2 separate regions of the Mus musculus genome follow, and region 1 is linked to region 2. A link is a loop called in an ENCODE intact Hi-C map of the cell type or tissue named here. Cell type or tissue: heart. All regions are shown on one strand. Links, peaks and the distances in the headings refer to the core of each region. The heading gives the core; the rest is flanking DNA.

Evidence for each region. Peaks named below come from ENCODE experiments on the same cell type or tissue, not always from the same donor. Only the 100,000 strongest peaks of a DNase experiment are listed, where the experiment ranks them.
Region 1: it touches region 2 in a loop (1.9-fold over the local background); 4 of 42 quality-filtered maps call a loop at or near these places.

Annotation. Positions count from the first base shown.
Region 1 is chr14:100,752,024-100,757,416 of GRCm38, forward strand. No RefSeq gene overlaps it. Among named protein-coding and RNA genes, the nearest start is that of Gm23538, 5.5 kb to the right of the region's middle. In heart, for the core only: a CTCF peak has its summit at 2,146 (motif pointing left); no DNase peak of the experiment used is centred there; H3K27ac peaks cover 233 bases.
Region 2 is chr14:100,006,980-100,012,372 of GRCm38, forward strand. The region is part of intron 3 of Klf12 (Kruppel-like factor 12); the gene reads right to left. Among named protein-coding and RNA genes, the nearest start is that of Klf12, 140 kb to the right of the region's middle. In heart, for the core only: a CTCF peak has its summit at 2,966 (motif pointing right); no DNase peak of the experiment used is centred there.

The DNA.
Region 1 (5,393 bases), core at 249-5,248, 750 kb after region 2:
TAATAGAACTACATTTATTTTGTTCTGTTTTGTTTTGTGTTTTGTTTTGTTTTGTTTTGTTTTTTGTTTTTTTGAGACAGGGTTTCTCTGTACAGCCCTGGCTGTCCTGGAACTCACTTTGTAGACCAGGCTGGCCTCGAACTCAGAAATCCACCTGTCTCTGCCTCCCGAGTGCTGGGATTAAAGGCGTGCGCCACCACGCCCGGTATATTTTCTTATAAAGATATATTTGAAAATATGAAATCGTTTTTGAAGTTTAACTAAACCATCATCATCCGAGTCACGTTTAAAGCACAAATGACAGCTTCCCAGGCCATGGTGGGAACACTTTGGTGTTTCCTATTTCTGGGTGACATTAGGACAGAATGAAAAATTATTTCACTTGTAGTGTGAGGGACTGTACAATAGAAGGCTGGGTCCTGCCCAAAGAGAGGCACCGTAGGAGTCTCAGAAGCTGTTTGCTGCTCTTGTGTTTAATCTCATCTAAGTAAGTCCTAGTGCCTCAGAAGCAGACGCTATAGTGGCTAGGGAGCAAAGAGAACACTCGAGGTTCATCTGGCATGTTAGGAGTGAAATGAGCCAGGGGAGCCACGGGGAGATAGACGTCCTCCAGGTGTCTGGTCAGGGTGGGAGCAAGACGGGTTAGGGCGGACTGGACAGTAGTTAGATTCTTGTTCATTCTCTCTACCTGGGCATAGAAGGAAGAATGATAAGGTTCATAGGTCTGAGGAACTGTAAACTGACACTAGGTAGCTTGGGGGCATGACAGCTTCTGTTCCAGGCCTAGTTACCAAGGTCTGAGATTCCGAAGCCCATGGCAATGGACTCACATACAAGGCATAGGAGTGGCGTGTTTGCCCAAGTCCGAGAACTTGCAAGAGCTGACTTCTCAGAAAAGAGCTTCCGGAAAACTCCTCCCTGGCTCACAGAAGACACAGGAAGTTGTGAGATAATGAGAGAATGAGAAGCTGACTGAAGCAGGACCCACCCGTGATAAACTGCGCAGAATCAGTCTGTGGATTCCTCAGGCAGCGTCATAGACTCAGCGGAGAAGTCACCGAAGTGTAGGCAAGGAGTTCTGCTCTAGCTGATCCGATGGCATTTCAGAGGCTCCTTCAGTTTCCATCAAGTTTTTCCTCTGGTTTGTGAATAGTCACTAACGAGTCTATTAAACTCACTGGGGTTCCTTCTTTGTCATCTGTTGTTTTGTTTTTATTGTTGGTTGGCTAGTTTTTGTTTTATTTTATTTTATCTTATTGCTTATCCTTTGATATTTGTCGTTTTGTGTTTGTTTGTTTGTTGCTCATTCCCTGACTTGTCCATTTCATGAGAATTTCTGTTTCATCCTTGCCAATGGTTTATACTGACAGATTTTTTTTTTTTTTTTTTTTTGTCATTTGAATGAGTATGAAATGAAAATTCATGATTATTCTTTTTTGGAGTCCCTGTTGGTGGACATCTTCCCACTCTGACATTGGCCATTTAAATTCTTACTCAGAGAATCTCCACCTCATCTCTATTTTTCAGACAATGTTTTTATACTTGATGTTAAGAATTTTATGTAAATCAATATCAAAAAATCAGTATTATATCACTTATAGCAAATATCTTCCCAATACTTGTGGTTTTGAAACATCATCGTGGCACCTCTTGAAATACAGTAGTCTCAATGACAAATATCAGATTTTATATTTTTGTGATTTTTTTAAGCTAAGGCTGTATTTCCATGTTCTATATCCTTTTCCATATTAAAACTATTTCTCCTGCATATTTTATGCCTTTGGAATTTGTCTTGTTTGCAATATGATTATACAATATGATTCTCTCTGTAGATAAAAAGTTATCTATACATCTCCTGGTGAAGAAAATTGCATTGGTTACTTTTTGCTGTGATAAAACACCGAGGTAATCTAAGTATGAACAACTTTATGTTTGCTTATAGTTTCAGAAGAATGTCTTCTCCATGATGGTGGAGCAGAGGCATGTCATGTGGAGCTGGAGGGTGAGAGCTCACATTTCAAGCTGCAAGCAGAGAGCAGAGAGTTAAGACTGGAAATGGCTTGGATCTTTGAACTCTCAAAGCCCTCCTCCAGTAATTCCTGGACTCCAGCAAGGCTACACCTTCTAGCAAACAGCGCCACCAACTGGTGACCTGGTGATCCGACACTGGAGATCATGGAGGATATTTCTTATTCAAACCTCAACAGGCAAGCATTAAGCTCAACTATAAGGGTGCATTTCCCACTTAGTGCTTCCTTTGTGTGTGTGTGTGTGTGTGTGTGTGTGTGTGTGTGTGTGTGTGTGTGTGTGTATTTCCACATTCTATAATATTTCATCCCACCTTTACATTTGACTGCCCCTGTGTCAGAGTTATGAACTACTCCAGTGGCCTTCTATTTGGTTCCGGTTAAATTTGTTAAATATAAAATTTTGTTAGAGTAAAGTATGCTTAGTGGAAGTACCCTAAGCTTTTAGTTTAAGTCAGAGACAGATGAGTTTTCCTATTTTCACATGACTGTTGCATAGTTTTGGTATACACATACATACATACATATACACGCATACACATATATACACATACATACCTTGTTTACATACACATGTGTTCCTTGTCTCATGAGTTTGAGCACTTTTTCCATTTGTTTGCATGAGAATATTACATTGCTTTCTGAGTAAGTAATCTGTATTCCTCTTTAGCTTCTGTAGAAAATGAAGTTGTTACTATCTCTAACTGGTTCCTGTCGCAATCAAAGCATGCGGAGTATACAATATCTATTTTGAGACTTCATCCAGCAAACTTTATGAACATTGTTATTACTGACTGCTTCAAATATTTCCTTTCATTAATTTTATTTAGAGGCAAACATAAGTTTGCCATTCCCAACCCACAACCTGAAGTTAGGTAAGCACTCTACCACTGAACTATATAGCCCCATTCTTTTGCTTGTCTCCACATTGTTCGCTGACCCTTGTTTTTTCTTCCCCCCTTCCTTCTCTCCCCATGTCTTCTCATACTGTTCTATCCACACTCTCTTTTAAAATGTTAGAAAACAGATTGAAAGTAAGCCTCCTTTTCCTAGCTGCCTTTAAAGGGTCACATTAAAACCTCTGACCATCGTATATGTATTAGTAGATACCTCTTCTTGAGGATAGGGAATATTTTTAAAACTATGATGACAGCTTGACAACAATTTGCATCCTGAATCTGGATTGCATTTTCATATTTATTTTTTCATTTTTATCTACTTAATATATTTGATGTGAATAATATTAATAGATTGCAATTAAACTATGTCATTCATGGATTCACGGGGTAAATAGCTTGGTGTAATTTTCTGATATGGCTATTTTTTCATGTATGGTCATAAAAAAGATTAAGACACCATATTTTTCTTTCAAAATCTGCTCCTTTCATGTTTCATGATGACTACTTGTGGATAAGAATTAGGAAGATCAACCTGGTTTTGTATATTTGAATCACTTCATACTTTAAAATGTATAGGAGCAAGGAAGGCCGATACGGTAAATCTGTCTTCTAAATGAACCACTGATTCCACATGGAAAACATTCTGGAGTTTTAGGAGTGATAGTTATCACAATGAAGATCAGACTCCCACACTGAGCACTGAGCTATTTAATTCTTCTATTCCTTATGAAACCAACAAAGCCTGAACTTGAATTCTCATCAATAAATTATACGTGAGCTAAGTAAAGTTCTGGTCCAGTAAGAGGTTGACAGTCATAACACACCATGTATAAAGTACCACACAGGGCTTCTTAGGTGAGAACCAGGAATGTGATTAGGCTAATAACTACTTAGACAAGCTCCATAGCAACTTACTTCCTCCAGGAAGGTCCCACCTCTGGCAGCTTACATGGCCTCCCCCCCACCAAAGAATACTGCCAACTAGAGACCAAGTGTTTAAACACATGATCTTGAAACTGTAGAGGATATTTCACATAGATTATTCCACCCTTGGTTCCCACAGATTTATTGCCATTGCATAATATAAAATGCATCCATTCCAATTTCATAAGTTCCTATTGTCTTTACCAGTCCCAACCATGTGTTTGAAGGTGGCACCAACATTGAGAGTAAGTCTCTACCAGTCCCGATGCCACATGTCAATCCTTTCTGGAAATGTTCCTACAGATACACAAATGTGTCTTCCCAGTCATAGACAACTCTCAATCCAGTCAAATAAGCAAGAAAGAGCAACCGTCGAAACAGGCATTTCTACTTGGTTAAAATGAGAATTGGCGGCTCTCTAGCTATAGCTGTTTTGATTAGGAAAGTCATCGGTTTGTTAGTCATCTATCATTTTATTTGAAGGGTGGAAAGTACTTAGAGCCAGCTGCTTTTCTGGGAATGTGGTGTGAACAACATGTACAGCAGATTTTTTACCTCTGCTGTGGAAGATCCAGCATGTGTGCCACGGAGAGTAACATGGTTTTAAGAATGAACCAGCATCTGTGAGCTTCTTACAACTCCAGATCCTTGCACAGGACCTGAAATGAGGCCAAGCATTGAAATGCACTATGATAAACATTTCCCTTCATCATTGTTTCTTCAGTAATGACAAGAAGTGTTTTGTAGGCATAGTAAATGTCACCGTCACCTGTGGCTGCTTTAGGAATGTGAAAGGCTGGGGAGTTAGGTATCCTGTTTGGGATGCTATAACGAATAGGAGAGAGTGAAATCCTTAAGTAGAACAAAAGGCATTTCTTATCATTTCTAGAGGGATGAAAGTCCAAGTAGAGGGGCCAGGAATTTAGTATCTTTATGAGGTCACTTTCCTGGATTACACTTTTTATTCTTCCAGTGTCCTCATAGCAGAGACACAGCTAGGAAACCAAGGGGACGACCTCTTATATCTCATTATAAAGATACCGACTTAATCATGACGCCACCTTCTGATTGATTTATTCTTATCTCATTATACAGCTGTATAATAAGCTGTATAATAATGTACATTTCAAGAACAGTGATACTGAAGGTTAACTCGACATATGAATGGGAAGGTGACTCAAGTCAAGAAAAGTCTGGTCTTTCTTGGAAGTATTCTCTCTAGTTCTAAGAATGTACATCTCAAAGTTCCCTGATTCTACCCAGCAAACAAACTGTAAGGATATCTTTTTGCTTCTGAATCAAAGGGCTATTTAATCTTCTCCTATTCACTTAAAGGGGGATAGAAAAGAAAGACCTCAGTGCCTGTTCCCAAGGCATGAATGATAGCCTGTGGAGCACAGAGGAATGTCTGTGGATTTCTTAATCACATGATAGAGTTCAAAACCATGAACCATCTGTTAGTCACCAATGAGCTGTGTTACCTTACAAAGAGTGATTTCCCTCTTTATGCTTTAGTCTCCTGTCCTATAAAAGTGACATCAAA
Region 2 (5,393 bases), core at 172-5,171:
CCCTATTTCATCCCATCCAGAAATTCCCTGGTTTGGTGAATCAAGTAGTTTCTTTGATGATAATGTTGACATCCTCTCTGCTCTCCGTCATCTGCCCTAGTGTCCCTACAGATAAAAGTCACTTCCCTAATCTGTGCGCTGGCTTCAAACAAAGTAAAAAGAATAGAACCTGAGCAGGCTGGTAATTCAAAAATCTGTAGATATATACATACTTATTGTAAGGAAACCTACAGAAAGTGAAGTGCAATCATTTCTGTGCCTATTGGGAAAACCAAAAAAAAAAAAAAAAATCTATTGAGGAAATGTTTCAGAGAGCACAGGTCATAAAAATAAGGGTGGTAAAATACACCTTTCACTTCCTCTCCTTCACCATTTTTATTTATTATGTTCAGTGTAGGCACAGCCAAAACTTATAGTCACATAGAGTATACGAAATAAATCTAAGCGGAGTTAAAAGCCTTCGGAGCAGTGGTGAGCTCAGGTCTTTGCTGAGGGTATAGACAGCACATATGTTGTGCACCTACCATACGCAGCATCTCATGGGAAAACACATCAGATCAGACACCACAACAGCATCACACTATGCTGGGCACACGTCCTCCGTTCTGCATCTGCCGGCCATGCTTTTCCTGCTCTGACATACTCCTACCTACTCTGGTAGCGGAATTGTATGTTTCTTCAACTTTCACCTCAACTGTCCCCTCGTCTCCCTTCATTAGAACATTATGACTTCCTCCAGAGTAACGTCCTTTGAGGATTTATGAGTGAGGGCCCTAGACGGTTTCCTCTGTCTGAAAGGTCCCTGTGTTTATAGACGATTGATTTCTAGCATTTACTTCTGGCAGAGACCACAGCAGAGATGATTAGAGGAGCCTTTAGATTAGCACAGAGGAGACAAAAAAAAATGCAATCAAGGAACTGACAATGCCTTCTAAACACAGAAAGGTTCAAGACAATTCCCACAAAGCGGTCTAAGATTTGAGCTTTCTTTTGCTTAATACACCTTTAAGGCCAGGGAGCTGAAACGGGAAACCAAATCTTCCTTTTATGGCTGCAACAAATGAGCCAGCCACGGTAAATACATCATTGATTCTTTCTCACAAAGAGATACTTAAATGCAGGGTGCAAGTAAGAGGACCATTTTCCCTTCGACTTAAGGTTTGTTAAAGTAAATTTATGTTTTCAGCATGCACTGCAAACATGGAAAAACGGATTGTACCTTCATCAGTCTTTAAATCAAAACAGCTTGCTATCTGGTAACGACAGGCGTAGCGGTCGATTTATTTCATAAAACTTTATGTACAAAGAGACAGTGTCTATGAACTTAATGGAGAGAATATTGAGTCTGGAAGGGTAATTTTTATTACAGTTTATAGTGGGATTATCCATACTCCACAGTTTCCAGATTTTACGGTTGCACAGTGTTGATGAGGTTAGCCGCAGTGCAGGGTCAAGGGGTGGCGGGGAGGCACACATAATTTCTTATACTGGGAAATACGACTAGCATAACTATTTAATATATTATATAAGACACATTGCTGATTCTAATTAATTATCCAGGTCCAATCAAAGTCCTCTTTATCATATGTTCACAGGTAAAATATTTTACAATATATTACAAAAGCATAAGAAAGGACTGACTATAATGACCATACAGCACAGTGTTTTCATTATGACCCTTTGAGAACCTCAAGAATGCTTCTCGCTCACAGGAGTTCAACTCCAGAAACCATTAACATCCACGCTGTGTCAATTGTCTAAAATGTAATTCAAATACTATTTCTGAAGAGTAAGCACTGTGAGATTAAGGAAACTCAAGGACAGTGCAGAAACAATATATACTCAGGAACCCAGAGACTCCAGATGGTTCACTGGAATAAGTAGTACTAGACCCGAGGAAGGAGGGTAGGCATGGATTCTGACAATACTCAGATAAGGCCGGGAGAAACCCAGAGAAGGAGTTATGGAAAGAGAAATACGGTTGAGGAGGCTTTTCAAGTTGGTTGGTACCTCCACAGAAAGGGAGTCACTGAATGCATTCAATAATGGAAAGTCTTTTTGATTTTTGTTTTGTTTTGTTTTGTTTTGTTTTGTTTTGTTTTGTTTTGTTTTGTTTTGTTTCCTGAGCTTATCAAACTTACAGCCTATCTCCCCAAAGACACGACTATTTATTTTTATTTTATTCTCTCTATGATGACGATTTCTTTGCTCGGGGGTGTGAAACTTGCTAATAGCATACAAGTTGGTACACATGTGCTTTGACTTAGTGAAAAAAAAATTAAGCCATCCCTTTAAAATGTGAAGCGATGAAACAAAGGACATTTTAATTTTACTAAGAAGAGTAAAGATAACAATGTATAGGACAGAAAAATGGGGGAAACATGCAGAAGGCACGTCTTTTCCTTTTGAACCAAATTAAATAATGCCTTTCACATACTAGAACTCTTAAACATAATATATACATAGAAGACATATCATATATAATGTATATAAAATATATATTTAGCATTAAGTTTGAGTTCTCTAAATAGCCATCTATTTTTAAATCTCTGCCCCCCCCCCCCTTTCTCCTCGAGACAGGGTTTCTCTGTGTAGCCCTGGCTGTCCTGGAACTCACTTTGTAGACCAGGCTGGCCTTGAACTCAGAAATCCCCCTGCCTCTGCCTGCCAAGTGCTGGGATTAAAGGCGTGCGCCACCACTGCCCCACTTGTCTTTTTGTTTGTTTGTTTTTTAATTTAGTGAGGGCGTGGTTCAGATAGGGTCTCATGTATCTCATGAACTTTGACTCCTCCCTCCACTTCCCTAAGTTCCATTTCTAGAATTATAGGTGAACACCATCAAGCTAAGATTTTCTCAGAAGAGATTCACTGCACCTTGTTTTGACTCCGAGCTGGCAAAACCATGGACCATCCTAGGAAAAGGGTCTGATACGCAGTAGCCTTCAATCTCCCTGTGTACGATTTGTACTATTCCACCACTAGGTGGCAGCACAAAGACTCCAGTCCTCAAGGTAAATCTCAACTCCTTAAGACTTCTGGGACAAAAGATTTGGTGAGATATGCAACAGAAAGAAAACTCGAGCCTTGGGGAGGAATAGTGTGGGAGCCAGGCATGATGGGCCAGGCCTGCAGTCTCAGTTCTCAGAATGTGGAAGCAGGAGGTTCAGGAGTTCAGGGCCTGCCTCTGCTTCATAAGTGTACATGTATATGTATGTGTATATATGTGTATATGTATATATATATGTATATATATATATATATATATATATATATAAAATTCATGAAGAATATTATATACACACACATATATATAAAACACACACACATATACATTGTACACATATTTATATAACTGTGTGTATATATATATATACACACACTTTATATATAACATGTTATATATTATATAATATTTATTATATTATATATTATATGTTATATATTATATGATATGTGTTATATATTATATGATATGTGTTATATATATGTATATATATACTAGTGTGTATGTATGTATGTATATATTATACATACACATATACACACACTCACTCTGAGGCCAGCCTATGCTACATGAGACCCTGTCCCATGTAGTAGAAATTGTTAAAAATCCCCACACACACACTTTTTAAGTTTTGACAATTACTAGGAGTCACCCCTCATCTACTCTTCTAACTGCCAGCCTGACTACCTCTCCAGTGCTGTACCCCAGATACTTGCTGTTTCTCCTGGCCATGTGCTCATCGTTTTTCTCCCCTCGTTTTGTAACTAAAGAAGTAGCCGAAGCCACATGTAATGGCCTTCTTGCCCAGGCAGAGCAGGCAGACAAGAAGGGAAATCAAAGGCTTCAGGCAGGGGGATGATCCTTGAGGAATTTGGACTGTGTTTGATCAGAGTCATCACCTCTGCAGCAAAAGCAAAACGTGACCCCCGTGCTATGTACTGCTTGCACTAAAGACTGAACGGAACTCTAAAGAAAAGTTAAGTTGCTGGTACACTTGAACTTTTAGAAGATGGTTTAAGCATTTCTGTATTTTAATCGAGCTCTTGTTTTAAGATATCTAAAAGAGAAATTTTAAATGCAGAAATTAGTACATTTAAAATAGTAGTTAATTCTTCCTATGTCCCTTCTAAATTCTTTTTCTTTAAATTTTTTTATTTTATTGTAACACACACACACACACACACACACACATTTAATTTGCTTGGGTTTCTTAAGAATTAGATATTCTGTCCTTCTGATTCTATTGACAAAGAACATTCATAAATTATTGTATATCATTTATAATGTACAGTGTTGTATGACTTTGTTCAGTAGAAAAGCCCAAAATACCATGGGTAGACCCATACTTTGGCTACAGATCCAGAACATTCACAGGTGGAATGTCCCCATAGTCAGATTCTTAATGAAACATATTTAAGAAACATTTTGTTTAGAAAAACACCATCCTTTAAAATATTAAAAGAAAAATTAAATAAAAAGCTGATTGCTTTTTAGGGTGGATTCTGGAACGCTATCTTTGTCTCCTTGGGAGTATCAGAAGAAGAAACAATCCTCATCACACTTTTTCAGATATAAACATTGTATTTTCTTTAAAGAAAACAAAATATTAAGGGATAGTAACTTTGAAAGGAAGGGCACTGTGTCTCTGACCAGAAATGGCTAGCATGGTCTGCGATGTCTTCATTTTCTTTAAAGGAAGTTTTGCAGGTTTGGGATCGAGAGGACCATGAGGAGGGAAAGAGGAGAAAGAAGCTACCATGGAATAAAAGAGGAACATGCAGGAGCGGATAAAGGAGAACACATGATGGGTCAGCTGAGCCATAAAAATGTGGCCCTGAGGGCTGCTCACTCAGAGTGAAGAGCAACCCAGGTGGAACATAAAATAAGTAATAATTTGGGATTATTGATATGCTATACATTCTATCAGCATGGAGGGTAGGCAGCTGCCCGGTTATTGTGCTGCTTAAGGCATACTGTAAATATGAAGGTTGTGAGTGTGTCTTTCTTCCAGGAGCTGAATAACTAAGGGTGGGGTAGAAACCATCTGACACAATCTTTTAATAATTTCTTCTATAGTCCCACTCCCAAACTCAATCCCAAATGGATAGGATAGCAAAAAAACAGATGGAGGTAAAGACAATTAAGAGAAAGAGAAATTAGAGAAAACATCCCAAGGAGTTGCTTTCAAACCCTGGTACCATAGTAAAAGGCCTGCCATTGTGACCATTTCAGCCTGACTCAGCGCGCATGCGCACACGCACACACACATAAACACACACACACACACACACACACACACATGCGCACACTAACACACAAGCACACATTGAAGCTGATGTCCCAATACCACATTGCTTGTGCATGTAAATAAGTTAAATCAACACATTTC